Regions from separate parts of the Homo sapiens genome. Here regions 1 and 3 are each linked to region 2. A link is an interaction called in ENCODE POLR2A ChIA-PET data of the cell type or tissue named here. Cell type or tissue: MCF 10A. All regions are shown on one strand. Each heading gives the region's core, and the rest is flanking DNA. Links, peaks and the distances in the headings are about the cores only. Region 1 has its middle 140 kb from the start of RAD51B-AS1. Region 2 holds the start of RAD51B-AS1 (RAD51B antisense RNA 1). Region 3 holds the start of LOC107984709 (a long non-coding RNA gene).

Region 1 (10,704 bases), core at 3,925-7,924, 140 kb after region 2:
CCCTTGTTTGCTTCCTGCACTGGGAGCTCCAAACCAACTCCACCCTCCCCAAGTCCCCAGCCCCACCTCGCCTCTCTTTGCTCGCAGTAGATGGCTCGTCTTCAGCTGCACTAGAGAAGCCAGCTCAAAAATATGAACTTCTTCCTGCCTGGAAATTCCTTAACCAGAACTCAGTCTACCCTTGGCTCTGCCCATCTCTTCTAGGGCCAGAGCCAATAACATCTCTCTTGTGGAGAGGATGGTTTCTTTCTACACTGCTTACCATATTACTCTTTCTATAGAAATAATCCAAGTGATCCCAAAAGATTTATGGATAAAGAAGGTGATTGCTGTCCTGTTGATCACAGCATAAACTGGGAAGCTACCATATGTTCAACAAAAGGGGACTGGTTAAACTGATCATGGTACAGCCATGCAGTGGCAAGGAGGGCTTTATCAATAGTACAATCCCAATTTTCTTAGAAGCAAAATGAAATCAGCAACAACAAACACAAATATGTGCGATAGAGGAAGAAAGACTGGAAGGAAATATACAAAAATAGAAACAGTGATTATCTTCTGATGATGAGAGTATGAGGGATTTTTACTTATTCTTAGTACTTTACTCTGAAATTTCTACTATAAGCACATAGTATTTTTATAATTAGAACAACAAGCAAAAATATTAACAATATCATTTCTCCTTAGAAAAGCTGCATGTGATTCAGTTCCTCTTACTTATCCCTTTAAGTGCAGCATTTCCTGGGGTGGTGCCTGGTTGACAGCTGCACATGTAAGGACTAGAAGCAAAGAAAACCATAACCAATTAACATTACAGTGGGAACTGAGGCGTGGAGAATGGAAATGCCTCCACAGAAACGTGTTATTACTAACTTTTTTTTTCCATCATGGGACAGGTGTTTAAGGGAATGCACTAAATTTGCTCCAGATAATTTATTTTTAAAAAAATACTATGATTATTGCATTTTTCTGCTTCTCCTTTCATGGGAACTTTTAACATGGGAACTATTTGGTAATGGATGTTGCATTTTAGGTCTTTTAAATCTATTTAATGGAGGCCCTACTGTGTGCCACCACTGGTGAGACAAGGGGTTATCTGCCATTGTGTCTCAAAAGGGAATGGGGCAGCATCCCTCACTAGGGGCTTTGCAAATGTTTGGGGGAGTTTTTGATTGTCAACATGACTGAAGGAAAGGTGCTGTTGATTTAGCGGGTGAGGGCCAGTGTTGCTACACACCCTGCAATATATGGGGCAGTCCTATATAACCAAGAACGGACCCACCCCAATCCCAATGCCTGGGAGGTGAAACATGGAACCAGACAGTACAGTGCGGAAGACGCAAACTCTAATGCTCCCCTACCCTCAGGCCAGGCAAGCAGAGGCTGTAGTGAAGTGGGGACAGCGGTTTCGAGCACTGGCCAGCATCACTACGCTTAAATCCAGGGTTACTGTATCTCCTGGGCTTCCCAGCAAAGCCAGAAATCTAGATGTGGATGTAAAATTTCCTGATTAAAGAAACAAACAAACACGCACAGAATGGGCCAAACAAAACATATCTATGGGGCAGATTTGGTCTTTAGTCTCCACTTGCAACACTGCCTTAGGTAAAGACGTGGTCCCTGTCTTCATGAGAGTAATAGAACAGCACCCTTATGACTTCAAATGCAAGTCCTAGAGGGGACAAATAAGGGTTCAAATCGCAGCTCTGTCATTTATTACCTACGCTCTTGGCAAGTTCCATAAAATGTAACTGATGGTAACACTCTTTGGTTTGTGCTGAAGATGCATCTGGGGAGAGACCCCAGTGCCTGCACATGGAAAATGATTAATAATGCAGAGCTATTATTATTATTATTAAGGATATCACAGTCTAAAATAAGCATCTACTGTGTACAGCACTCTGTGCTAGGTGCTGAGGTGTAAATAAGTGTGAGAGAAAGCCCTTGACCTGGAGGTGTTTTCATTCTAGAAAAAGAGAGAAATCCTGGATGTAAATACTGTGAGCTGGTCAGATTTAAGAATATGACTGACGTCAGATACTTACTGGAGATCAGAAGCAGGCACTTCTTGGGAAGGGGGGAATCCTGCCAGGCAGAGAGGAAGGCAGGGGAACAGCCTAAGCAAAAGCAAGGAGACAGATGACAAAATCACAGCAACACATGCTTATCACAGCCAGGCACTCTCTGAGGCCTCTGTTGGGGAGAAATCTGCTGCTTGGGCATCAAACCTGCGAGGGACGCGACTTGGGGCTGAAGGGGCCCTGGAGCCAGGTCATGGGACTGCTGACTGCCAGGCCAGAGCATGGATATTTAATGTGTGGACAGGGAGTGGAAACAAGGAAGTGAGCTGTAGGGACAGTGATCTAGGATCCAAGGATGATGTGGAAGTGAAGATGGGGACAGCAGCCGTGTGGGGAGAGCACGCCTGAGGCCTGGGACTGGGTAGTGAGTGCTGAGGAGGTGCTTTGCCAGGCCTCCGGAAGAATGGAATTTGGGAGTGCTGGGGTAAGCAGTTAAAACTGACTGCCTGGGGGATCATGGGAATTTTATATAGGGAAGATAATTTGAAACTTTTGTACCCCCTCCACACTATTCTGGCTTGCTCTCTCCACCCTCTGCTAGGATGTTCATTCACTGGCATGTTTGTTTTCTCTGTTGACTACTCTTCATGGTTATAAATGCCTCTCTTTAACTATTTTTTAAATTTTTGGAAGCAACTCCTTCTCTGGAAAATTTGCTATTATTTCCCAATGTCTTTAGAAAACCTGGACTCATCCCCCACCCCTGCCTTTCTAGAACACAGATCACTGCTAGGGTTATTGATGGACTGGGTACAGCAGAACTTCCAGAGTTTTCGCCCATCTAGGCTGGCTGATAGGGAATTCCATATTGCATATGAAGGAAGGATGTGCTTAGCAAATACCATGAAACAACATTTGCAGGGGAAATTGCTAATCCACTAAAAGAACAAACTGTCTCCAAGCACTCCAACAACATTCATTTACATTCCAACAGGCAAAATGCTGTTTACACAAGAGGCGCATCTATTTTTAAAAGTACACCAGGCACACCTCTTCTAGGGAAGATTCTGTAAGCTGTGACTCTGCAGGATAAAGAGTAATAAGACTGCTTTGCTGGGGATGTCCCATACCTGAGGTTCTTCAGACCATAACCGGATTTGGTCCAAACCAATGACGTTTCGCTGCAATGCATCTTTAGCATGAAAGATTCCATGAATAATCACTTAAGGTCCCCCAACAGACAACTGCTATACAACCACTGGAGGGGTACTTACACCTAAGGACTATTAACCCCTCCAGGAAAGAATCCTTTGCTTTGAAAAGTGAGTATAATGCCCTCATGTCCACATTTCCAGGAGGAAAAGTAAACAAATCCAAGTGTGTGGTGACTGGCACCTCATGGGCCAGGAGGGAGCACGGCGCAGCGTGTGCACAGGAAGTGAGCACTCCAGTGAGTGAAAGGGGGCAGAGCCTGCCTGCAGAGGGGTGAGAAAGTCTCTCCATGTTGCTCCCTCAGAGGAGTCCTGCTAGTTCTTTTTCTGTAGCAGGACAATCTACGCCCTCCTTCTGAGTCCCCCAATCCTCCACCACCACTAAAACAGATGTGGGGGACAGCTGGAAAACTTGCAGCAATGAAGAATTATTAGACAACGGTCAGAGCTGACCGAAGTTTTAAGAGGCTGCCTTGTAGATGGCAAGTTTCCTGTCACCAAACATAAGCTCACCATCAGTCAGCAGAGAGTGGCAGGATTCCGCTGTAGCTTCCCACATGACTTAGTAAAAAGAAATACCTATCAGACTTCTTTTTCCCTTCATCTGGATCTTTCTATAAAAATGTGTCCAGGGCGGCCGGGCGCGGTGGCTCACGCCTGTAATCCCAGCACTTTGGGAGGCCGAGACGGGCGGATCACGAGGTCAGGAGATCGAGACCATCCTGGCTAACACGGTGAAACCCCGTCTCTACTAAAAATACAAAAATTAGCCGGGCATGGTGGCGCGCGCCTGTAGTCCCAGCTACACGGGAGGCTGAGGCAGGAGAATGGCGTGAACCCGGGAGGCGGAGCTTGCAGTGAGTCGAGATCGCGCCACTGCACTCCAGCCTGGGCGACAGAGCGAAACTCCGTCTCAAAAAAAAAAAAAAAAAAAAAAAATGTGTCCAGGGCATGGATGAAGCACTAGATAAGAGCTAACATTCTTGTGGTTAGCTGCACCAATGATTTGGTGCAAGCCACTCCTCACTGGTCAAATGAAGTTTGGGGCTCAAAGAAATGTGAGTTGTGCCCTCCTTTTCTCCCCCCATCCCTCCCCCTGGAACATTCTGTGACTATAGACTGTGGCTCAAAAACGGGGATGTTCCAAGTCTGACTCAGTCACCAGCCTTGGAGTTAGGGTTGTCCTGAGGAGATAAGACAGACAGCTGGGAGACTATCTGGTGGCTTTTGAAGAACCTGACCTACTCCTGGGGCTCAAAACCCTCAGCTCCCACTCTGACTCCCAGGGCCTGAAATGCCAGCCTCACAGTCACTCCCTGGGGATCTGAATACACCCCTACCCACTCAGGGGTCCTGTAATCAAATGCAAATTAGGTCTTTATTCAACAAAGGGGTGGGAGGAGGGATTTGCTGACAACCCTGTGAGTGCCTGGCAGAAGGCCCTGGGGACTGATGGCCCCCCATGGAGGGAGGTCAGGAAAGAAAGGAGAACAGAAAAGGGAGAGAGCTCAGAAGGGGTCAGAGGCCTCGGGCAGCCCCCACTTCATCCCCAGTGTGCCCTGGGTGGGGGGATAATCCTGGGTCATCAGCCTTGGGCATTGTCTTAGCAGTGTCAGGACGCCCACCCTGCGCATCACTGACTACACTTCCGGCCTCCTTGCATGTGATGCTCTGTGCTAACCAGCAATTCTTCAGGCCCAGAACGCACAGACATCCACTCTGTCCCTCTCATTTCTCCCAAGACCCCAAGAAGTCAGGACTCAACACTAAGAGTAGGGCCTGATGGGGCACAGCTTGGAGAAGAGGCGTGCACAGAGGGTGGAGAGCCATCTCGGAACCAGCTCCTGCGGAGTAAATCAAACTGCCGTCCTCCCCCACAACCCGCTCTGCAATCCTTTCCAATCAGGGAGTCTAAAATTACCATATTTACAGCATCTGCAGCCAAGCCAAGCACTAAACAAGATGAATAGCAGTGACGCACGAGCCTGAGTGGGAGCCGGGGTAGAAGCATGCAGCAGGCTGGGCTGGGCAGGGCTGGGCTGGGCTGGGATGGGCCCTGGGGGCAAGTGAGCCACAGCGGGAGAGTGAGGACAGTCCCAGGCAGGGGTCCTGATGGATGAACTCACCCAGCACTAAGGGGAGGTAGAGGAAGGGGTGGTGGGTGAGGAAGCCTCGGTATCTCAGCCTTCTTAGAAAAAGAGAGGAGGCAATTAACAGAGAGAGAACATGAGAATATCCTGCTGACTTTAGGTTTCTCTCCTTCCTCCTCTGCCTCCCTCCCCTTAAACTCTCCAGGAGGAACCCACTGAGGCCTCCAAGACAGGATGCCTTCCATGGAGTTTCCTTGTGTATATGTGGGGTGGGGGATTTCCAGAAGGGTTTTGCTCTGGATTCTTCCAGTGGGGATACCCATGCCTTGTGAGTTTCCTTCCCAAGCAGCCTTTTCCAAGGACACTCTGTCAACCTACACAGACCAGTGACTTCATTCCTAAAAAAGGCCTGCAGGTCTGGGTGCTTTCGTTCTGGAGGAGAGTGAGGCCAGGAATGACAGGGAGTGTGTTCTGCTTCAGGGTGTCCCAACACTTTTTGTCCAAGCCTGGCTGTTCTCTCCCCGGAAGGAAAAACGCCCAGGAAAAGAGGCTTGGTGACTCATGACCTGCTCACTTGTACTTGGAGTTTCAGAGCTAGGAGGGAGCTACAGACAACAGAGAGAGGGAAAGAGACAGGGCCAAGGAACCCGGGCTTGTGGACTCTAAGGCCAGTGCTGTGTCTCCTGCCCCGGAGGTTCACCTTAGATTCCGTGATGCTCCCGGGTGCTGAGGAGTGAGCGGGGCTCCTGGACCCCAACACTCCTTCCTTCAGCCAGAGCATCTCCATTTTGAGCTGTTTTGTGGACTGGCCTTCTCTTTATGTTTTCATTTCATTTCCCCAAAATGTTCAGTGACTTGAGTAAAGTCCCTGGCCTGTACGTGCCGACAGGAAGTGAAAGGTAACAGTGGATGGCCGGAAGGAAGGCAGAATGAGGTGTCTTTAGAAACAGATGGAATGTAGCAGGAGATGCTGAGAAAGGAGGTTAATCCCGACACAAGGTCATGATCAGCACTCACGTGTGAATCAGCCCCCAGAAGAAGATGTCTCCTCTGAGAGATTTAGAGCCAGAAGCCACCTGCACTAATCGTGCCGGAACCTGAACTCAGATCCCGAAGTGTGGGCTGTTTGTTAGGCACCGGTCTAGTCCATGACAGCCATTTGTAATAGGAGGTGAGGAGAGGCTGGATTTGCTGGTGCTTGAGTTGGAGTTGCACAAAAAAAATGTTTCCAAGCTGAGAACATCATGAAATAGGCAGACCATTCAGCACATGACTAATTCTGGCCTCACCCTCAGGGTGTGCTAGAAGGAGAAAGTCCTGATAAACTGCACAGAGGTGTTTCTGCTCTTCTCACTTGCCCAGAATTGCCAAGAGTTTGCCATTAACATTAACATGGTAAGAACTGAGTGGAGTTGGTCGCCCAAGATAACAGCTCCCATTCCCACTGACCTCTGCCCTGTCCTAGGTAGGGCCCATGCTATCCCATAGTAGCCAGAAGTCCTCTTCTCTTCTCCTCCCGCCTCTCAGAGCACACCTGTCTCCTCCCCCCAGCTCCTCTTTCCCACCCTCCAGTGGTATTCCTCCAGTTTTGGGGCTTCTATTTTTTCTTTCAACTCTGTCTGCTCTCCTTGAGTGACTTTACTCTTTGTTGGCTTCGTTTATCACCAAAAGCCTGTGACCTCAGCTCCAGCCATCTTCCAGAATTGCCCACGTATATTTCCAACTGTCTACTGGACATCTCTAGTGGAACATTCTATGGTTGTCTCAAATCATACATGTCCAAGACTGATCTCACTATCTATGCTCCCTTACTTCCCATAACAAGCCCCTCTTCACCTGAAGGTTCCTACCCTGTCTCCTCTCTCTCAGTCAACGATATCACCAGCTACTCAGACATCCACATGGAAACCTCTGGACCCTCCCTCTCCCTCACCAAGGTCTGATGATGTTAACTCTGATGAGTCCTCTAAATCTCTCCCCTTCCCTTCTATGCCACCATAGCCCCGGATTAGGCTCTCAGCACCTCTCTGCTGCTACCAGTCCTTCCTCCAGGATCTCCCAACCTTGGATGTCCCTCCATGGTATCAACTGGAGACAACTGTCTAAACACAGATCTGATTATTCAGTAAGTAAAATATTTGCTGGTGACCCACTGTGTGCCAGACTTTGTGCCCAGAACTGGGAATACAGTGGTGGATACAGTAGGGTCCCTGTCCTCGTGGAACTCACATCCCAGTTAGGGAAATCAAACAAGAAGCAAGCTAAAAAACAGATACATGAATAAAATACTTCTAAGTTGCAGGGTAGGAAATAATGGGGTGGGGCAGGTATCTGTGCCACCCCTTGTAGAAAGACCTTCAGAGGCTCCTCATTACCTACAGAACAAAGTTCAGACCCAAATTGGCAAGCAAAAGTCTTACTAATGCGGCCCAATCTATTTTTCAACTCCCTCTCCCACCACTCCCTTCTTCTGCCCAACCCCCTACTCTATATTCCATGTCCTATTCATCTGTGAATCCCAAGCCCTTCACTCTTGGCAGATAACAAGCAGATAATAAATATTTAGGGAAATCAATGTGTGGACAAGCGAATGATGGATAGGTGTCTATAGGCATGCCCTGTCCCCGTTCTTACCTCTACTCTGGTGGAACTTCTTTACAATGGCCCCTTCCTTTGGGTCTCCAAAATGTTTCTCACACTGTTTCTGCCCCAGGTACTCATAATAATGTCTTTCCTGCTAGACAGTTAAGGCATTAAAGACAAGGGCAATATTGTTCCATTCTGAAAAAAAATGCCTGGCACACAGCAGGTGCCTGAAACATGCCAGTGGAGTTGACTGTGAAGAGCCTGAAGCAAGGGGAAGTGAGTGTTGTCTTTTTTTAGACTGTTTCCTACAAATACTCCAGTGGCCATAATATTTGGGTGGAAAAAAGAAGCATGAAGATATCCACTGCCAAGTGGGCAGCCAGAGGCATACACCTCTTTGCTCAAGGAACAGCCTCAAAGAGCCCAACTTTGTCCCCGTGTCTTTGCCTTTGAAAATAATTTTGCACAAGCAAAGCAAAGAATAATGAACCAGATATGTGCCCATGGAACCTGGTGCTCAAAGATATGCCCTTATCCATCTGAACAGAAACTCATCTAGATCATGAGTTGGTTCTAGGGCTAAGCCTGTCCCTTTACATGATCTGTGAAGAACCAACCCCATTCATCCTAGTGACAGAATATTTATTTATTCCCAAGGACCTTAAGTGAAACCTAACTCCTTTGCTGCTCCCACATCCCATCCCTGGAACTCCTTAATTACTATTCCCTAAGCCCACAATAATTGAACACAGGGGTCTGTTGGTTTTTGGCAAATGCATTTGGAGTCCCTGCCTTCTTTGGCAGGATGGGAGGAAGGTGGATAGGTAACCAACCATGAAAAAACTTCAATAAAAAATCTGATTAAAGGTAAGAATAAAAATAAGAGGTAGATTTTGTGCATTTTTTTAGGCTTGATGCCTGCTCTCAGAAAAGTACTGGGCATGTGCCAATCTGCCTGGCTTACCTAGATCATTGTTGACTCTTGAATTTCACACATGGTCACCTGGTCCTCCTTTCTTTTTTCAGTCTGCCCAGAAAGCACCCCACCCCTGACCTGAGCATTTCATTAGTCCTATCTCTTTAGGGGCCATTTCAGATTTTTCTTGACAGTCTTATTTTATTCACTCTGGTTCAGTGTTGCCAACCCAACAATTCTCAGCCAAGCCTCCAAAGGAAATACAATCTGCTTGCTGCGTCAGATCACTTGGAAACAGATACGATTGGCTTGGAGTCACTCCATGCGGGGCTGTAAAATTGTTCTCTCCTTCTAAGTGGGTTGGGTTAAGCCCAAGCTGAGGCAAGAGATTTCCAAGGAATACAGAGCAGAGGACTGTAGTAAGTGGTGGTGATTCAGTCAGTGGTCCTCTTGCTTCTGAGTCAGTATTAACCTTCCTCCAGCAGCAAGTATGCGTAGGCGGCCTTCAGAGTCAAACAAAACAGTGAGGTCTTCAACACTGGGGTTCATGAAACAGTTTACAAGAGTAGTGGGGATGCAGGCTTGGTGTAAATCTCTTTATTCCTGCCAAGTTCTAGTCTAAATTTTTGTGTTTCCAAGATAAATGAAAGTTAGTTAAATTGATTTTGAGATTTATGTATCTTATGCAAAGTTGGCAGGGTGTCCACACTTCCATTAGGCCAACTCTGCCAAATACCATTGAAATTCTGATACACATTTGTCTGAAGGTCTCCTTGGACTTTCAAATGGGGTTAATTTATTCTTTGACTTAATTTTGCAATATGTCATTTTTTTGTTCTAATTTCCTGAGAGGCTGTCTGGTGTAACAAAAAGAGTCCTAGATTAGGAATCAGAAGTCCCAGTTATATCATTCATAGGGCAAGTCATTTAATATGCCTCAATTGCCTTATCTACCAAATAGGAATTGTGCTACTTGCTTTGAAAACCATACAGCATTATACAAACGTAGGGAGTGGTTGGCCCCAGCGGTGGCTGTATGGTTGAAAAGGAAGTGATTCTCTAGGTCTCATCGAAGCTGTGGGCCAAAACAATGTGGCAGGAATATGAACATGGGTGATCAGATGAGCAGGACACTGACTGCCCTTTTAGAAGACCTAGTTCCAACTCAAGACAAATCCTTCCATCTCATTAATTTGTATTTTTATATAATCTTTTATTTTAGATAAATCTTAGAAGTAAGCCATTTAATCTTGTACCCAACCGAAGAATTTTTCTCCACTTTTTTCCACCAGCAACATAATGATAATTCTTGATATTCAATAATATGTCTTTATTGAATCATTTCTATTTCCAGATTTCTAGCTTTTAGGGAATAGGAATAAAAGTGTTGACTTCAAAGAATTTAGTATTTTGGCAAAATGTGCTTGTAAACAGATAATCATGGAGAAAAAGCTAGGATGGCAGTAGTAGAAGAGTGACAGGTTCTCTAAGGCAGGGGTTGGCAAACTACAGCCCAAGGACCAAATCCAGCCCACTACCTATTTTTGTAAAGAAATTTTTTTTAGAACACAACCATGCTTATTTGTTTACATATTGCCTATGGCTGTTTTTGCACTACAATGATAAAATTGAGTAGTTGGCAGAGACAATATGGCTTGCAAAGCTTGAAATATTTACGACTGGCCTTTTACAGAAAGGTTGCTGACCTCTGCTCTAAGGGAATCAGACATCTTACGAAGATTTAACTTGGGTTAGAGAATGGGAGAAAGGCATTCCAGTTGGCTGGAAGAGTAAGCACAAAAGAATGGAGTTATTAAAGAATATTTCATGTTTAAAAAGCAATGGGATGTCTCCTTGGTATAAGACAGGGAACAATGGGA
Region 2 (8,832 bases), core at 3,823-7,822:
GAGGCAGAAGATGCCACTTGAATCTGGCCTGTGTGTTCTGCACCGTCAGTTTCACTGGGATCCTCTGGCCCTTCCAGTCACTTGTCTTGGTGATGTCCTCATTGGCCTTTTTTGGAGACAGACCCAGGGGGCTGATCTTAGGAACCAGAGCAGATGTAGTACTGACTTCCCCACTCGTGCACCTCAGGTATACGACTTTGATCTTGTTGGGGTTGAACTTGGGTGACATGGCAGAGGTGGTGGGTTTCCTGGCCTGCCATTCACAACGTCATTCACATGCCCTTCCAGGCTCATCTCCTAGCACCTCCCTCCACATTCCTATGTGCCAGACATATCTGCCTATCGTCACCACCTATGGTGGGCTTGGGTGCCTCTGGACCTGCTGCTCACTCTGCCTGGAATATATTTCTCTCAGCTAAACTCCTGCCCATCTTTTCAAGCTGGAATCAAATCCCCCTGTCTAGAGTATTTCCCGGATCCCCATGGAGAGGGTTAGGCAAAGACCATGAATGTTGCCGGCCACTTTACGGGAGAGAGGGTTTATCTCATTGCACTGTAATCAACAGTAGCCTTACTCTCTAATGCCCCTGACACGAGATAGGCACTCAGTAAATGGTCCTAGGAGTGAATGAATGTGTGAAAGAATGAATGAGCTGGTGGCAGGGTAAGAAAAGGAAACAGATGTGTCCATTAAGGGAAAACCTGCCTTGTGATTGGTGCCTCTCAAGACCTCATTCAGGATGTCCTCTCTGGAAGCTGGCTTTGGGGTGCTGCCTCGCCCGCTTTTGCCCCTTCGTGCTAAGTAAGAAGTTCCTCGATAACGCTGTGCTGTCTGCCTGGCCTCTTCCAAGGATTGCTTCATTGGCTGCTGGCTCCTGGCTTTTCTGGTCACTTCAAGGAGAGATGTGCACATCTCTCCTTGGGGGTTAATGCCTGAGAAAGCCTGGGAATCAATCAGATCTGGGCTAAATCAGACGAAGGACCTCACGCTCTGCAGTGAGGCTGGAGTCTGCTTGGGGGCAGCTAGACAGATGCTTCACAGAGAGGGAGAAAAGTTTCCAGGGTCCGGGGTTCCAGCATTCTTTGTGGGGGTATGAGGAAGTCCTTGAGGAAGGGGCAATAATAGAGATAATTTATTGGGTTGAGGTTGGATGAGAGGGAGACTGGGGGCGGCGGCAGGGGTCTGGGAGAGGGTGGGTGAATGTGTGTGTGCATGTTTTGTGGGGAGGGAATGTGGGAAAGAAGGGTATGGACAAGGCCTGACTGTGAGGGCAGGAGAGAGCTGGGGAGTGAGGGTGGCTCAGGGGCCCAGCTCTGCAGCCCCTGAATAGTAAGTGCCTGCAAAAGCTTCGCAGGCAGAATGGAAGAAAAGGCAGAATCTGGACTCACAGGCCCTGGCTGTATTGAAGGGGCAGAGTCCCTGGGGCAGGGAGCACCCTTAGCTTGGAAGTGTTAATGCAGGTTCAGGTTAGGGCCTCCACAAGAGGCCCAGGAAGCAGAAACAGAGCTGACGACTTGCCCGGTGCCAGGCACAGAGACCAGGAGGAGCAGTGTGGGAGCTTCTCAGCCATGGTTCCATGCATTTCCCCCTCTTCCTCACAATCGCCCCGGGGGCACAGGAACAGTTTGGGCCCAGGCTGATGAGGAGTGCGGGTAGCCTGTTTCCCACCTACCCGCCAGCAGTTTATACACTAATAGCCCACAGCACCCCAGGAGGGGGTGAACGGGGATCCATTTGTTTTTCCAGAGTTTGACCTCTGGGTAAAACTCTTTCCCCAAAATGTGCCGGTTTAAGTGAAAGTGATAAATCAGCCCCTTTGAAATGCAGAAGCAGCTTGGGGAAGCCCCCTTTGATATTCAGCTTGGAACCGGGGCACTTAAAACCTGGGTTAATTCTCCGGCTTTATTGGAGGCAGAGAAAGAGAAGAGGAGGAAACCCAGGGCTGGTCATTAAGTCTGGGGGACTTGAAAAGCCCGGGGCAGGGGCCGGGCTGCCGCAAAGGGATCACGAAGGCAAAGCGGCCCTGGGAAAAGCATCCCGGCCCGATGAACTCTAATCCCGGTTCCCACCCAGACAGATGAGACGCGGAGGGTGGTGGAGAGGAGGGGGCGGGCAGGACCGGAGAGAGGCTCTGGAAGATGGGGAGGCGGTTGCCATGGAAACGGGGCGGGCACTGGAAAGGAGAAAGCCAAGGGCTAACTTGGCAATTTCCTGAAAGGAGCTGAGAATTCAAGAGAGTGTGTGTCCCATTCACTGGGCGGCTTGTGCTTTCAGAGGTCTGGGGGCTGCGGCCCCTCCATGGGAGCCAGCGCTCTATGGCGGGCCTGTTACCTCCAGAGCCCTGGCCTGGGCCCTTCATTAGAAACATCTGCTCCTCATAGGCTCCATATAACAGAGTGGAGGGGGGAATAAGGCCTTGAGGCCACTACATGCCTTTCAGAGGGTGGGGGGCCACTGAGGATGCAAGGCTTTCTCCCGCGTTCCGCTCCCAGAAGGGAGGAAGGGCTGGGTGTGGGGGCACAGGGGCCCCAAGGCTGCTTTGTGCTAGTAAGGGGACCCTGCATCCTGGATTTTCCAGGGTGGTTCCCACTGTTATTCCCGCAAGTGACAAGTCCCAGTCTTGGAGTTGTCAGAGACGGTGTTCCAATTCGGGGTCTGGGACAAGCGGCCCCAGTAACTACTCTCCAAGGAGATTCCTCAGAGTTTCCGAATGTGGGTCCTGCCTCCTGACACAGCTGCTGCCAGCCAGCCTGTGAGCTGCGGGCAGGGATGAGCGGATGAGTGGCGGGATGGTTGGGCTGCTGCCTGTCCACCCCTGCTCTGTCTTTTATTTGCAGAGGAATGGGGAGGCAGGTAGGGAGTAGAGGATAGGAGTTGAGAAAGTAAAAACTTGATTCTCTAGAGCTTGGTCCTCCCATTTCAGACAGGCCAGAGGAGAGGGTCCTTGCCAGCCCCTGCTCCCCTCTGACTCAGGAGTGCTAAATTCCGGGGAACATATTTACTATGCTGTTGGGCTGGCCTTTGCCTGGCATGGGTTCTGGCTCAGTGGTTTCAGACACAAACACTCAGGATCAGCTTGGTAGCCTGGGACAGGGGTGCTTCCTGAGCCCCCCAGCACCTCTCCCTACCCCCTCCTCATGGAATCAGGAGCCCATGTCCTCTGGAGGAGCTCCTCCACTTGTGACTTCCACTCAGACCCTGGCCTGCCTGGGACCGAGCAGGGCCTCAGGGGTCCACCCTGGTCTCCTGAAGCCTTTCCGGTGTCAGAACAACTCACCTACAACTGCACTCCTCAGCAGGTCTCAGGCAAGGAGGCAAACTAAAGAAATCACAGAAATCACTTGCTTTTAGGCTTCTTTAACTTGGCGTAATGGAGGGCGACCCTCTAGAAGTTGGGGGGCTGTCACTTCCCACCTCCCTGGGGGATGTGGGGAGGTGGGGACAGAGGACCCTCAGCAGGGCCCAGTGGCCCTCAGATCTGCTGCCCACTTTGCAGTCATCTCTGATGCCTCCTCCTTGCTCTCCTGCCCTTGGGGTGGCCAGGAGGAGGGGGCTTGCTCTGTGCTTTACTCCCCCCTCACTTTGAACCTCCACAGTGCTGGAGCACGTCATCAAGCTAAAGCAGCAGGGGCTGGCCAACCTCCTGAGCTCCATTCCCGACTGCAAGGGAGGTGGGCTTTGGAAAGGAGGGTGGGAGTCGGGTTCACAAGGTGCCTGCTTGAAAGCAGAGCCAAGTGGCATTACGAAAAAGGGGCTGGCCAAGGGGAGATACCGTCAACCCAAGGCCCCAGAGAGAAGGAAGTGATGGGGGAAAGGAGGAATTGCAGGGTGTGGGGTCCACAGAGAGGAAGACAGGAGAGAAAAGATGGAGGGCGGTTGGCAGGGAGGGAAGGGAGTGTCAGAACCAACTCCTGGTCAAAGCAAGTGAGGGTCAAACTTAGGTTGTGTGAGATGTTGCTGGGAAAAAAATCTGTGGTGGTGGTGGGGTGTGTGTATGTGCACATGCATGCATAGGATCCTGTGTCCAGATACACACACACACACACACGCACACATACACACACACCCAGGGGGAGCTACAGGGTAGGCCTGTGCCAGAAACTGCTGCATTCTTCTCAACCCTAAAGCCAAGGCTGTCTTTGCAAAATGCTTTCTCATTACTTGCAGGCACATTTTCCTCTACTGCACTCGGCTCTTGTTTCTATGCGCTGCTGCAGTCAAGGCTCTTTCTCCCTCCTCCCTCAAGCAGCTATACATACACAAAACACCTGCATTTTATTAATGCTGCCTGGAGCTGGGGCGGGATGGAGCCCCCTCTGCTCTCACCGCACCCCCTCCTCCTCAGCCATGCTCAGCGAAGCAAAACGCAGGGGTTAACCCTGTGTAGCTGGGTTTTTGTCCCAGAGACGTAGTCCCCACGAGGGGTACAGAAAAGTGCAGAAGAGGGGTCCTGTCCCCAGGACAGTTGGACAGACATTGTGGGAACCCCCGCACTGCCCTGGCACCACACATGCCTGGCCCCGAGCTTTTGGCCGAATTCTTGTTTGGCCCCAAAACTTTTCTCTCGAGGAGATGAGGATACCATTCTGTCTTGAAAGGAATCCTTGCGAAGCTGTAAGAGAAACTCCGAAAGGATGGCCCTGTAAACATCTCATCTCTCTGCCTTTAGGAGCCATTGGGACTAAACAATTCCAGAAAAATAGCTGCTTTTCTTTAAAAAAATATTTTAAATTAGAAAAAGCACAAAGAATGTAAAAGTGGACCGTAATCTCATCAACCTGGCAGCTTTGTTAACTTTGTTTTTAAACGCAATACATACACATTAGAAAGCATAACACGAAAATTTAATTTCTCTCCCCTCAAGTTACAGTTGCTCCTGTCAAAGGTAATGACTATTAAGAGTTTCTTGTGTGTTCTTTCCTTCCAGGGAAATAACTTGGGCATACAGTGACATCTTCTTTTTTTAATTAAAAATAAGTCTGGAATTCTTGTCATATCAGCACATGGAGATCGCCTCTATTCTTTGCTTTTTTTTTTTTTTTTTCTTGAGACAGAGTCTCACTCTTGTCACCCAGGCTGGAGGTCAATGGCGCTCTCTCTGCTCATGGCAACCTCCGTCTCCAGGGTTCAAGTGATTCTCCTGCCTCAGCCTCCCCAGTAGCTGGGACTACAGGCGCCTGCCACCATACCCGGCTAATTTTTTGTATTTTTAGTAAAAACGGGGTTTCATCATGTTGGCCAGGCTCGTCTCAAACGCCTGACCTCAGGTGATTCACCCGCTCGGCCTCCCAGAGTGCTGGGATTACAGGCATGAGCCACCGCACCTGGCCCTCCTTCATTCTTTTTAATGGTTGTGTGGGAATTCACGGTATGGCTGTACCATAGTTTATTTCAGCAGTGTCCTAGTGAGGGACCACAGGCCACTCCCAGTGACTAAGTCTTGCAGACATTGCTGCTATGAGGATCCTTAGACATATGCCTGGAGCCGTATGTGTGTGAGGATAACAGCAGAATTCCTGCCAGTGCAATTGCCGAGTCAAAGGATATGTGCATGCAATGTTTGGTCTCCTCTTTTTTGAAAAGGGCTGTTTCTTTTCCTGCCCTTCTCTATTTTTTTTTCTACCAGGCAAACTCCTACTTACCCATCAGAATCCAGCTCCAATTTCATCTCTGTGAAGCCTTCTCTGGTTGCTCTGGGAACCAACCAGCTCCTTCTTCCATGCTTCCTTGGTCCCTCTTACCAAGTCTTACTGTAGCCCAACGTTCTTTTTTGTTGTTGTTGAGATGGAGTCTCGCTCTGTCGCCCAGGCTGGAGTGCAGTGGCGAGATCTCGGCTCACTGCAAGCTCCGCCTCCCAGGTTCACGCCATTCTCCTGCCTCAGCCTCCCGAGTAGCTGGGACTACAGGCGCCCGCCACCACGCCCGGCTAATTTTTTTGTATTTTTAATAGAGACGGGGTTTCACTGCGTTAGCCGGGATGGTCTCGATCTCCTGACCTTGTGATCCACCCATCTCGGCCTCCCGCCCAACTTTTTTTAGGTGTTTCTTCTCCATATGAAATCATGATGTGAGGACATCGACATGCCTTCTTCTGGGGGCACAATGCTTTTGTCTTTAAAGTTTTCTTTGTGCAGTTCCACTTCTGGATATAGTATTGAAAGGAGGGACAGATATTTGTACCCCCAAGTCCACGGCAGCATTATCCACAATAGCCAAAAGGCGGAAACAACCAAGTGTCCATCACAGATGAATGGATGAACAAAACGTGCTACATGCACACACACACACACACACGCACGCATGCACCTGCACACGCACACACACACATGCACCTGCACATGCACACACAATGGAATAGTATTCAGCCTTCAAGAGGAATGAAATTTTGACACATGCTACAACATGGATGAAACTTGAGGACATTGTGCTAAGTGAAACAAGCCCGTCACACAAGAACCCTGCGTGACTCCACGTATGCAAGGTACTTAGAGTAGTCAAAATCATAAAGATGAAAAGGAGAATGGTAGTTGCCAGGGGCTGTGAGGAGGGGAAAGAGGAGTCAGTGTTTAATGGGCACAGAGTTTCAGTTTGGAAAGATGAAAAAGTTCTGGAGAGAGATGACGGGGAAGCTTATACAACGATGTGAATGTACTTAATGCCACTGAATTGTACACTTAAACATGGGTAAAATGGTAGCTTTTACGTTAGGTATATTTTACCAGGATAAAAAGTTTTTTGTGTTTGAAAATATACCCTCTAATAGACTCAGAGTTGCTGACAGGCCCTCTCCATGGGTTGATGTAACCGTCTCCTTACCTCAAGACGAGGTTGACCCATCCAAGATTGGAGGGAACTTATCCTATTTTCAGATTATTTCCAGGGAAGGGAGCCCATGACATTATTAGGCAATCTTTTCCAGTGTCTCAAAACCCCAGACATTCTGGGTACCAGACCTTTCCTGCTGCACCTGAAGTTGATTTTCCTTGGTCAGTAAGTGCTTTGTCAGGCCACAGACTTTTCATGCACTCAAAGGCTCTAGTTACACCATCCCTAGCGTAGATCTGATGGTGCCAAGTAACAAGCCAGCAAGTGGACTTTGGAGGCCCAGCAAGCCTCCCTGTCTCACAGGCTTCTCATCAGTATAATGGATAAACAGTGCGAGGCTTGGATTCCTAAGCAGTCCTGGGACACAGGCCCCGCCAGGCCCTGGCAGGTGAAGAGCCTACCATTTCTCACTTCATTTAGGATGTATAATAGTTTGTTGGACGCTAGAACTGTACCCTTTCAGATCTGTGTCTTTACTTTTCAGCTGGAGGCCTCTTGCTGACAGGGTAGCGTTTCCCAAAGACACGGGAGCTGAGCTGGTGAGTCATTTCAACAGCCCTTACACTCTCCTCTGACCAGAGACCACATGACATATTAATCAGCTGCTTGAAAGGTATACCTGGCAGGCATGTTTCCTGCAGCCTGGAAGATGCTGACCTCGTCAGCTTTGAAACATCAAAGGGCTAACAAGAGAACAACAGGCTGAGAAAGACCTCATCACCTGGGTGCCTGTTGACCGCAGCCTTGTAAGGCCCAACACAGCTGAGATGTGCTGTCTGGAGCTCGGAGGAAGTGGAGCTTTTTCTGCTGTGAGGACCCGCCTTCAGCCCCCTTTTGGGGCACAGGAAGGGGAGGGAGTGAGCCTAAATTGTGGCCCCATGCTTAGTGACTCAGATGTTACTGCTACCACAAAGGGAAATTCATGTGGGGGTGGACATCTCCAGAGACCTCACTCACCTGTGATTTGGGGGATAATAGCATCACTCATGTGTTCACGTGCCAGGCCTGTCACCCCGGAACATTAGTCAAAGGGCTGTGTTGACAGTGATTTCAACTCTTGAATTATACGAAGGACCTGGCCGCAAGAAGGCATTGAGCCCCGAGGAGGACAACAGGCCTCAGGTACTTCATGTGATTAAAGCTGAGACAAGGGGAGTCCCATGGGTCAGTCCTGTAACTGGGGTCTGATATACACTAGTGATAGGCATTAGCATAGTTTGCACATTATATGATAGTCTTGGTCCTTTTCATTTCCTGATAAGCTGGAATGTCTGACAGAGTAAATTCCAGATGCCCTTGTGGAATTCTCATTACGATCATGTTGCTAAGGAACTGTCTTCTACCTGTATGCAATTTGGAAATACTATTAATAGTATTAACATGGAGTTTTGCAGTGTGTGGGTTTATTTCTTATTGTATTTATAATCACCCCCACCACTACCTTCCCACCGCTGGCTCACCATCTGAGGAGCTGGCATCAGGAAACTCAAGAAAGAAGGAAGGAAGGAAGGAAGGAAGGAAGGAAGGAAGGAAAGAAGGAAGGAAGGAAGGGAAAGGTTGTCCAGGCTTCACAGGAAGAACTGCATTTGTATTATTCTGTATTGAATTCTCAGGACCTCCACATTGCAGGCATCTAGAGGCTCCAATTAATAGTTGATAAATCTTGAAGGGAGGAAAAAATAGTCACAGAAAGTTCACTTGAGTGACCTGAAATTCTATAGCAATTTAGCCAGGGAGCCGGGAGGAGAATATGCCCTTCCAACTTGCAGGCCAGCTCTCTGCAGGAAGCCAGGCAGCTCTCCCAGGGGAAGCAGTGGCCAGGGCAAGCATGGGTCTTGAAGCTCAGGACTGGCTTTAGGACTCTGGCTCAGACAAGATGGGTGGCTCAAAGGTATTGAAGGGCTAGGTAGGGCCCTGAAAATTGGGCCTTTCTGCAGCAATCATCAGGGAGACTAATGGTCCTGGGCTAGGGAAGGAGTCTTCTTGGCCCAGAATGGCCAAGCAGC
Region 3 (10,704 bases), core at 2,588-6,587, 93 kb before region 2:
CTTGGATTTTTCAGCTGTATCTCAAGGAGTTACTATGAGATCAAGCGAGCCATTAGTCATGACAGCTCTTTGTAAGTGCCAGGTAGTCCTCTAAGAATTTCCTGTGTGTTAACTCATTGAATGATCATAATGACCCCACGGAGGAAGCTCTATACTGTTCCTTTTGTATAGATGGAGAAATTGGGGTGCAGAGAAATTCACTAATTTGTCATACAGGGAGTCGGTGTCAGGATTTGAACCCAGGCAGGCGACCTCCATCACTATGCTAGAGTGTTGTAGGCTGGGACACTGGAGCAGTCCCTGGCACACAGTAACTGCAAATCAATCAGTGTTAGTTGCCCTCTCCCTTGGCCTTTTGTGGAGATTCTGCATGAACACAGGAGGCAACGAGTTGGATTAGATGATTCTGCACACACCCCCTCCGTTGAGTGCCATGACCTCACCTCCCATGAGGCCCTGCATTGGCACATTTGGAGGACGGAGTCTGGGAGGAGGGGGTAGGCCATCCCCTTGGACTTTCCCCTTCTCTGCCTGCCATGAGGTGGCTTCTGTTAATGATCAACAGACCAAAGGGTGCCCTAGGGCTGCCTCAGGGAGTTGGCTCCATGCCCTTCTTCCCCCGGGGTCTTCCACCCCTGTGTGTAGCCAACCATTTAATCATGTCTGGGTGGACTGACTGGAGGCTACCTGAGTTCAGAGGGGGAGGAGGTGGGGAGGTTAGCCAGGCCCCTGGTCACCCCCTTGCTGCCTTGCAGGTGGCCCTTCTAAGGCCTGCCACTTGCCTGCTGGGCAGAAGGCAGAGATTCTGAAGGTTGGAAAGCAAGGCAAAATCTCAGCCTTTTCTTGAATAAGGTCAGCACTGGGGGTCTCACCTCTTGATAGGTAAGGCTGGTGTTGAGAAACCTGGCCTACAATGCTTTCTGTGGGAGTCCCAGATGGTTACAGCTGAGTTACCATCATAGAAAACCAGACTCTGAGGAGCCAGGGCAGGGGCTGCCCATAAGAGCCAGCTGCTGGTCAGTGGACAAGGATGCCTCCTCCACATTGAAGCTGTTTGCAGTTGTTCTGAAATGTTGGCAAAGCCCAGGTCTCAAAGTACAGGGCTGTGAGTGATGACTGTACCTGTGCTATCAGCTTGGGTTGCAATGAAAATAAATATGGGCAATCGCCAAAACTAAGGCAATTTTTTCAGCACCTGGAGCCAGGCAGGTAGCTTCCCCCTGACTCCAAATGTACCTCAGGGAGAAGGAGCTCATGACCACACAGGTCAGCATTCATTTCCGCCAATCCCAGTATTCCAGAGCTATGGGAGGCTCTATTGTCCGTGGTAAGGAGCTGGTTTTGGAGTTACAGGGACCTGGGTTCAAGTCCCTGTTTGGCCTCAAGGTCACTCTGTGACTTCAAGCTAAACACTTAGTAAGAAGTTCAGATCCCAGTTTCCTCATTTGTAAAATAGGATGATGGTGATAATGATGATGATAATGACACCTAGGTCAATGGATAAACAAACAAACTGTGGGATTGTCACATCATGGAATACTATGCAGCTATATAAAAGAACAAATAACTGGTACACAACAATGTGGAAGAATTGCTAAAACAAAGTTGAATGAAAGAAACCAGCCACAACAGAGCACATATTGCATGAGCCCATTTGTATGAAGTTCATAAACAGGCAACAGTGATCTATGATAATTGATATTTGATTAGAGGATAGAGAATACATGTAAAAGTTCATTGACCTGTGCACTGAAGATTTGAGCACTTCACTGTAAGTTATACTTCAAAAAGACAAACCTATACAGTTGTCGTGAGTGTTAATACATGTAAGGAAAAGAAAAAGAAATTCAGTACCTGGCCCATTATAGGCACTTAATAAATTGTGGCTGGTCTTTGTAATAGCAACAACTGGATGATGCAGGTACTGTTCTAGTCCCCTTTTATAGAAGGAGGGAATGGTCTCAGAGCAGGTGAGTGACTTGCCCAGGGGATGTGGGGCTTGAATCCCACCCCAATGGCTCTCAAGCTTGCACAGTTTCCTACTACCTAATACTGTCCCTCAGTGAACAGGTGCTGTTTCTGCAGGAAAGCTAAATTTGCAGTAACCCAGGCACAACGAAGTTGACTAATTAGTAAGTGTAATCATCTGCATTAGAAAAGTTTTTCTTTTTGCAGATTTAAAATAAGCCTCCTTGCTAGTCAGTACCTCCTACGCCCTGTGGGAGGTAAAGGGAGGCCGAGTTGGGGGCTAGCTGGGCTCTGAGCGGCCGGAGAGTGGAGAGCCTTGACTGTCTGGTGGGCCAGCATCCAGAAGCCACTGTCCTGGGAGCCACCCCTGTGGGCTGCTTGCCTGCCTGTCCTGGCCTATCCCTCCCCTGGGCTGATAAGGGCTTAGAGGGGCCTTGGGGAAGGGCTGCCTGGCCCAGCCCCTCTTTACTGGCCCTCAAACTCAAGGGTGCATGGAAGCCTTACATGGCTGTCGCAGCACCACTTCCACCCTCTGTTCCATTCTACTTTTTTGGGAAGTGGTCCTTGGAGCTCCACAGGAAGATGTTCAGCTCAGCCAGTAGATCCAGCCACCCCAAGGAGCTGGGAGTGAGTTCTTGCTGGGCTGACCTCCTCTGTGCAGTGTCTGCACAATTGGCTCAGCCTCAGTGCTCTAGGAAGGGCCCAAGGCTTGGGGTCAGACAGCAGGGCAAAATTTGAAGAGATACTTACTCTCAGGGTCTTACGAATGAGTGTCTCCCGAAGTTGCACACGCTAGGCTTCTGACTTGCTTTATTCTCATTCCAGCCCTGTCAGGCGGCCCTGGATTTGTGATCCTGCTCAGCCACTTTCAAGCTGTTTGATCTTGAGCAAGTTGCTTAACCTCTCTGAGACTTGTTTTTCTCCTCTACGCATGGGGTACAGGAAGCATACTCACCCTGCCCACATTATAGGGCTGTGGTGAGGATCAGATGAAATGGAGAGGAAGGAGCTCTGGAAATGATAAGACCCTAGACAAAGGTCATATTGAGAGTGTGGGAGCAGCTTGCAGTCCTCAGAATGACAGAGCCCTTCTCTAAAGATGTTTGAGTATCAAAACGTGGTGCTTTGCCACCTTGGCTCACTCTCTCGATTTTCTGCCTCAAACTCACATATGGTGTGTGCGTTATAGGTGGTTCTCTTGAATTTATATAGTAAAAATAATAACATGAACCAGCATTTGTGAAGACTTACCATGCACACTGGGGGCTGGGCCTCCGTCACATGGTTACGTTTGATAGTACCTGCGAGTCAGTGCTATCATTAGCCCCATTTTACAGATGGGGAAGGTCAGGCTCAGGGAGAACTCGCTATTCCCAATTGCACAGCTGTATACCACTGAGCCGGGACCCAGGTCTGTTGGGCTGCAACACCCAGGCTCTCAGCCTCCACTTTTAAAAGGAGGCAGATGTCAAATGGCATGGGCCACTTAACAGGTCCAGGTTCCGATGTTCACCCTCCCCTGGGGACCCATAGTCATGGAGGAGAATTTCTCCTCTCAGCCCGTCCTTTCCTGAGATGTCTCCATCACATGTGGTCACCCTCTCTGCAGCCCAGGGGCCTGGGGTAGTGAGCAGAGGTTGGGCTCGCTTTCTGCCTCCTTTACAAACGGAAATGCTGAGGTGCAACGTGGTGTTGGCAACTGCGCTGGGCTCACCTTTGGGTGCAGCAGTGGCTTTGAAGCCACGCCTGGTCTCAGTGGTGCTGCTGCCTGGTTGGGGTGGAGGAAACCATATTTTATCACTCACAGGGGTGTTGTCTTGCATGATGTGTGATCAGGAGGGAGGCTGCTAAGGGCTAAGCTGATTATTTTCTAATCAGTTAGCAGCTTTATAGTCTGCTTGAAACTTGTGACCTTGGGGCTGGCTGTAGAAGGCACCAGCATGGTTGCTGGCATCGGTGTTCCCTCTTTTGGTGCCTTGTTTTCTGAGAGATACTGTCCATTATGATTAAACTGCATTCTAGCAGTTCCTCTCCATTCAAGGAAGTCATTTATTCCTGCGATTGCAGGGCTCAGAGGGGGAAAAATGGTAGATTCTCAGAGCTCCAGCCAGCAGCAGAAGCCAGCAAGGGAGGAGGAAGGAGGCACGGCCAGATCAGCACAGCCAGCGCTCAGATCCTCCCCCAGCTGCCTCAAGCTGGGGGAAGGAGGGCAGGGCTCTGAGGCTTCCTTCATTGGCTCAGGAAGGCCTGTCTCCTAAACAGTTTTTCTTCCTTTGTTGCTAACCATTTTACTGGGCCAGCCTAGAGGGCTCTGAGGCATTAGGAGCAGCCAGGCAGTTGGTTCAGTCAGACTATTAGACTTGGGTAAAAGCTGAAATAGTGCCAACTTTGGTGTTGTCCCTAACCCCTGCTTCTCTCTGTGCATCCTGTAGCTTTTGGGTTGGTTTGGAGCAGGAGCTGCATCTTCCCACACAACGGATGACACCTGCAACCCAAACAATGTGCCCACACTTGAATGGAAACCCCTTCAGCAGCGTATGGTGCTGGGGACCTTCTGGGGAGATCGCTGGAGTGCAGGTTCACATGAAAGGGAGTTAGGGAGCTGGGTTTTCTCTTCATAAGTATGCACTAACTATCTCTGGAGGCTTAGAAGTCCATCCCCACATACAAGCAAACCTGGGGCTTACGCATTGTTGCAGCTGCCACCAGTTTGGAGGCTGAAGGGAACAAGTCCTACCCTGGCCATTGCTTGCTGATGAAACTTGATGGTCACTTTCTATTTCCAGGCTTCCATTTTCTTCTCTGTGAGATAGAGGGTGGGAGCCAAAGAGTAGTTTGTTTCATGATTCCATGAATATCTTAGAAAGCAAAATGCACAGAGCCAAATTTCCTTTGCCATGCCGAATGACAGGGCAACGGAACTGGCAGTGTTGTTGCTATAAAACCCCAACTAGAGTTACAGACGGAAGGGAGTTGGTATGTCCTGTCACTGATGTCAGGTGACTCACACAGACGGGTTTGGGACTCTAGAAGCTGGCTGTCGGAACATCCTTTGAAGTGGTGGTTTTAAACACTTTTATGAACTGCAGGCTGAATGTGAACATGTAAGTCATTCTCCTGGTATGTCGTATTTTCCCAAACACGCTATTTCAAATTGAAGCATTGCAGCAACTGTCTTAATTTAGGATGTGCTTTGCATTTGAACATGCTACTTATTAGCTGACTGGTTTTTGTGATGCTCAGAGAATGAGTTACTGAAGTTTGAAGTCACAGGGAGGCAGATTTTGGCTCAGTCCGGGGAAGACCTTTTTAAGACACTGAGCTGGCCTTTGGAGGTAGTGGAGTTCCTGTTGTTAGTAATGTTCAAACAAAAGCTAGGTGTTCCCCCTACCCGACTCTCCCTCTCCTGGGTTAGGGACATTGCAGAGTGATTCTCTGACATCCTATCCAAAGCAGCCCCCTCCTCCTCACTCTCTATCTACCATTCTGGTTTAATATTTCAGTACTTATTACTCTCAGAAAGTGCCAAGTTCATTTAATTCTTGACTTGTCTGTCATTATCTCATCCAGCTTGAAGGTAAATCTGGTGAGGCAGGAGCCTGGGCTCTTGTTAATTTTTTTGTTTTGTTTTGTTTTGGTTTGAAGCAGAATCTCACTCTGTCACCCAGGCTGGAGTGCAGTGGCTCGATCTCGGTTCACTGCAACCTCCACCTCTAGGGTTCAAGTGATTTTTCTGCCTCAGTCTCCTGAGTAGCTGGGACTACAGGCGCCTGCCACCATGCCTGGCTAAGTTTTGTATTGTTAGTAGAGACAGGGTTTGACCATGTTGGCCAGGCTGGTCTCGAACTCCTGACCTCGAGTGATCCATCTGTCTCAGCCTCCCAAAGTGCTGGGATTACAGGCATGAGCCACCGCGCCCAGCCTCCTGTTCACCGTTCTATTTCATGTCAACGCTGATGCCTGGCACTCAGCAGGCACTTACCTACTGAATGGATGATTTTTCTATTGGTACAGGTGTCATAGCTTCTAAGAGCCCACGATTCTAAGGGATTAGCCCTTCAAAAGCTGGCTGTGGGTGTTTGAGGGAGCCGTGGTGTCCTGAGGTTAATGAGTAGTGGAATGAGTATTAGGAATTGGACATGTGGCCCCTCTCCGGCTGTTTGTCCTGGGGTGAGTCACCCGACCTTTTTGGGTCTCAGTTGCTTCATTTGTAAAAAGACAGAGTTGAATTCAGTTATCTTCAAGGCTCCTTCCAGCTGGACTATCTTGTGATTCAAGTACTCTGTGTTTGTACTCACTCCTCTGTTCTCAAACTGTTTGTTCAACTCTCTTTTATTAGGGGTTCTAGGCCTGTCGAAACTGAAAAAAAAAAAAAAAGTAGCCCTGGGAAGCAAAGAGTAAATATTATACAAGTGCAAATGAATTACTATTGTATTCTGTATAACAAATTATAAGGACTGCAGAGAGACTCCAAGGGAACTATTTAATTAAATAATCATCAGGTTAAATATAGCTCATTCAACCCTGGCACAAATGAACAATTGAGGATTTCTTTCCTGATATGTTTTAGCCATCTAATAGTGTGCTCAGCCACAACATACCCACTATTCTCTGATTTTAAATATACTTTATAAATGGGATCAGTTTATACTTTCTTTCTGCTCTCTGTGGTCTCTCCAGGAGATGGCTAGTAAGCCTGGATGTTTCCATTTTACTGGCGAGAAAATGCAAAATAAGCTATTCTTAATAACAGCATTAAAACAACACTTGCAAAGGATGGCACTGAATGGTGGGTGCGTGTTGAAGTGGAAGGCACAGAGATGGCTAATTTTTTTGTTGTGAAGTAAATTTTGTTGGGAAATACATTTTCCTGTTTCTGCATATGCTCCTGGAAGAACTCTCCTCTTCTGTATCCTCAAGTGTTACCCAAATGCCACACACAATAGCAACCAATTCAGAATGACCTCTGTGATGAATCAGTCAACACGTAAATGGGTATTGGGTACTAATGCAATGTAGAAGGTGCTGTATGGTTCCAAAAAGCATAGAATGTGGTCCTCATGCATAGAGTTTACATTTTAGTTGGTGAGGCAAGACATAAACTAATGAAACCATCAATTAACCAGATCAGATTTTGTCCTGTGGATACAAATAATGGATACAATACAATCCATACAAATTTGTATAATCTGTACAAATATGGATACAATAATAGACTAACTTGAGAGCAGATAATTAGAGGATAGTACAATTTGTGATACTCTGGGCCCCTGGCAGCATCTGGTTTGGAGAGAAGTTCTCTTGTAGCTCCACACTGACCTGGCTCTGGGAGTATCAGAGGAACCCTGCATACTTCCCTGAGTCACAGAGACTCAAGGAGTTAAATGTAAATGGTGCTCCCTGGAGCTGTGTATCTTGGTGTCCCTGCATCAGAAGAACTCAGACTGTAGAGACCTAGCAGACAAGAGCAAAGGAGAGTAGTCTTAAGGTCACTGCCCATGCGGTGGAGCCAGCCTACAGACCCATTAAAATGTACTGTGCTTTATACAATATTTCTAAATATTTCGAGCCAACATTTAAAAATCAAAAGATTTAATAATAATAATAATTATTCAAATTTCTGGCGTCTCTGGGAAAACTGGGGTATCTGGCCATAGACGGCTCATATTCCCATTTGGCATCAGCCATGTGGATGTAAATAGTATCTGTATTTGTTTTTTTTTATAAAGTGCTCTCCAGTTTGCCCCAGTCCCCACCACTCCCTATGTGTCCCCAGGACCTCCTGAACTTTCTGTCCTCTAATGTTAGAGAAATTTTTCTCTGTACCCGTATCTCTATCAAAAAATGAAAAATAAAAACTCAAGGGCTGCGTGTTTTAAAAAAAACAGGCAATAGGAAAGACTATTTCTTTTTTTTTCTTTTTTTTTTTTGAGACGGAGTCTCACTCTGTCCCCAGGCTGGAGTTCAGTGGCGCCATCTCAGCTCACTGCAAGCTCCATCTCCCGGGTTCACGCCATTCTCCTGCCTCAGCCTCCCGAGTAGCTGGGACTACAGGCGCCCGCCACCACGCCTGGCTAATTTTTTGTATTTTTAGTAGAGACGGGGTTTCACCGTATTAGCCAGGATGGTCTCGATCTCCTGACCTGGTGATCTGCCCACCTTGGCTTCCCAAAGTGCTGGGATTACAGGTATGAGCCACCGAGCCCGGCGGAAAGACTACTTCTTCATGCAAGAAAAGGGTGGCTATGTTGAAGGAATGGAGCCCACCAGCCTCACTCATGTCCTTCCCCACTGGGCTCCTGTGCCAGATGAGTTTGAGAGAAACATGGCAGGTTATATAACAGAGGCACCACCTCAAGGATTGCCTTAATAGTTGAGGTGTATTAAGGGTTTATATGTGCCATGTGCTACCTCATTAATCCTTCCAACAGTGCTGTGAGATAGGTACTGCTATTATTCCCTGCCTCCCAGAGGAGGAAACAGGTGCAGAGAGGTTAACCAACACGCCCAAGGTCACACAGCTACTTAAGGACGGAGACAGGATTTGAATGCAGGCCTGCCTGACCTCAGAATCCATGCCCACTTTTGCTTCCTCTGTGCTATGAGTCTGTAAGACAGATGCCCCTGGCCTGGGCTGATACATACATGTAGTGTCTGTGTGTATGTGTGTATTGTGCCTCCCACTAGAATATAAGCTACATGAGAGCAGAGCTTTGGTCTGTTTCATTCCTTGCTGTCTCCCAGCATCCAGAGCAGTGCTTGGCAGGTAACAGGCACTCAGTAAGCATCTTTGAATGTACGTGCTGGGCAGACAAACAAATCCCTGATCCCTGGGAGGCTGGGGCTATATTTGCTGAACTCTTTCCTCTGAGTACTACAGAGGGGCTTAGGTACTGATGGGGGCTTAGGTTGGGCCTTTTGCCAGATTTGGTTAGGGTAAAAGGGACAGGTAGGGGATAGCCCAGCTTGCTCCACACCTTTTTGTTCCAAGTCTGGGTCTTCCTCTTTTCCAAGTTTTTCCTTCTCCATCCTCCAGAGCATGAAATGAGACAGCCACGGGACTGGAAAGTGAAGGACAAAGCATTAACTGTTTACAAAGACAGATGGTGGAGGAAGTAGTTCTGCGGACCACGTGGTGGGCTGTCCTGGGGTGCTTGTGCTCAGGGGCAGTGGGAGTGGGTTAGTGGGCAGCTACTTCCTGACTGAGGTGGGAGAAGTAGCGAAACCCAGTCATAAGGGGCTTGATGACAGCAATGGCTTTGAGTGGTGGCCCTGTCTCTGGTGCCCATCTGCTTTCGTTGCTTAGAAGCAAACCCCAAGATAAGGATTTGAATGGAAGTAGTTTGAGAGGTAATTTCAAGAAGCACCACTAGGTGAGTGGGAAAGTGAGTCAGAAAGAGAAGGCAGCCAGTAAAGGGTTTGTATCAAGTTAGTTATCACTCTGGGTGTCTAGGCCTTGATGCCGCTGGGAAGATCGGGGAGCCAGTGAAGGACACATGCCTCAGAGACAGCACATCCAAGTGGTGAGGGAGCTGGGGTATTTATACACTAACTCTCTCAGTCCTGGGTTGAGAGCTGCTTGACACTTCTGACCTTCTGTGAGGGTGGCTAGACAGAGCCCACAGGCACAGGTACAGGGACTGGCAGGTGGAATTGGGCAGATATGCGCTGAAATGGTGAGGGTGAAGGGATGTGGTGGGCCAACAACAGCATCTGCAGCCCCTCTTCTGTTCATAGAGGCTGAGCATCACAACTGGAGCCCAAGAGGCTTGACAGAGGTACTATACCTGCCCTGTGTCTGTTAGCTTTTGCTACATAATAGACCACCCCCAAAATTAATGCTTAAAATGACAACCACTTATTTAGCTCACATTTTAGTGGGTGGGAAATTTGAGCTGGGCTTAGCTAGGTGGTTCTTCTGGCCTCATCTGGGCTTACTTATGTATCTGTGATCACCAGCAGGTAGGCTGGGGGCTGGTGGTCTAAGATGGCCTCGGCTAGGACAGTTTATTGGTGCTCCACGTGGTCTCTTATCCTACCGCCCTAGCTGGGGCTTGTTCTCATGGTGGCAGCAGCACTCCAAGAGAATGAGTGTGGGCAGGCAAGGCTCCAGAGGGCTAGATTTGGAATTGGCACAACAGTACTTGCATTATATTTCATTGGCCAAAGAAAATCACAAGGCCAGCTCAGATTCAAGAATAGACTCCACCTCTCTGTGGGAGAAACTACAAAGTCATATTTAGGAGGATAGATACAGGAAGAGGAATGCTTGTAGTCATTTTTGCAAATAGTCTACCACATGCTCATGCCCTTAGGCATCTTGTGATCTGGTGGACAATCAAAACCAGTGTTTATTCTACTATTTTAGGCACAGTAGGAGTCAGAAGCTGTTGGCTAGAGTGTGGGAAAGTCTCTGTCCTACAGCAGCTTCTCCACTTATGCTTTCTGTTAAACGTTGTCCTTTCCTTTGTTTGTTTGTTTGTTTGTTTTGGAGATAGAGTCTTTCTCTGTTGCCCAGGCTGGAGTGCAATGGCACAATCTCAGCTCACTACAACCTCTGCCTTCCAGGTTCAAGTGGTTCTCCTGCCTCAGCCTCCTGAGTAGCTGGAATTACAGGCGTCCACCACCACGCCTGGCTAATTTTTGTATTTTTAGTAGAGTCGGCGTTTTACCATGTTGGCCAGGCTGGTCTCGAACTCCTGACCTCAGGTGATCCACCCACCTTGGACTCTCAAA

What was found. Peaks named below come from ENCODE experiments on the same cell type or tissue, not always from the same donor. Only the 100,000 strongest peaks of a DNase experiment are listed, where the experiment ranks them.
Region 1: POLR2A ChIA-PET joins it to region 2 with 14 read pairs; 10 of 35 experiments call an interaction of 5 or more read pairs at or near these places.
Region 3: POLR2A ChIA-PET joins it to region 2 with 12 read pairs; 26 of 35 experiments call an interaction of 5 or more read pairs at or near these places.

The regions. Positions count from the first base shown.
Region 1 is chr14:68,542,877-68,553,580 of GRCh38, reverse strand. It overlaps a transcript of RAD51B not described here. Among named protein-coding and RNA genes, the nearest start is that of RAD51B-AS1, 140 kb to the left of the region's middle. RefSeq lists enhancers at 1,747-2,267, 2,268-2,788, 5,513-6,104. In MCF 10A, for the core only: no CTCF peak of the experiment used is centred there; DNase peaks (open chromatin) are centred at 4,320, 5,170, 5,840 and 6,580.
Region 2 is chr14:68,684,487-68,693,318 of GRCh38, reverse strand. It overlaps RAD51B-AS1 (RAD51B antisense RNA 1), which reads left to right and starts at 7,879. Exons shown (of 4, transcript XR_007064220.1): 1 at 7,879-7,948. It also overlaps the pseudogene RPL12P7. RefSeq lists an enhancer at 7,542-7,591. In MCF 10A, for the core only: no CTCF peak of the experiment used is centred there; DNase peaks (open chromatin) are centred at 5,378 and 7,408.
Region 3 is chr14:68,774,450-68,785,153 of GRCh38, reverse strand. It overlaps LOC107984709 (a long non-coding RNA gene), which reads left to right and starts at 4,957. Exons shown (of 2, transcript XR_001750793.2): 1 at 4,957-5,072. RefSeq lists enhancers at 281-340, 485-629, 3,875-4,376 and a cis regulatory region at 550-563. In MCF 10A, for the core only: no CTCF peak of the experiment used is centred there; a DNase peak (open chromatin) is centred at 5,003.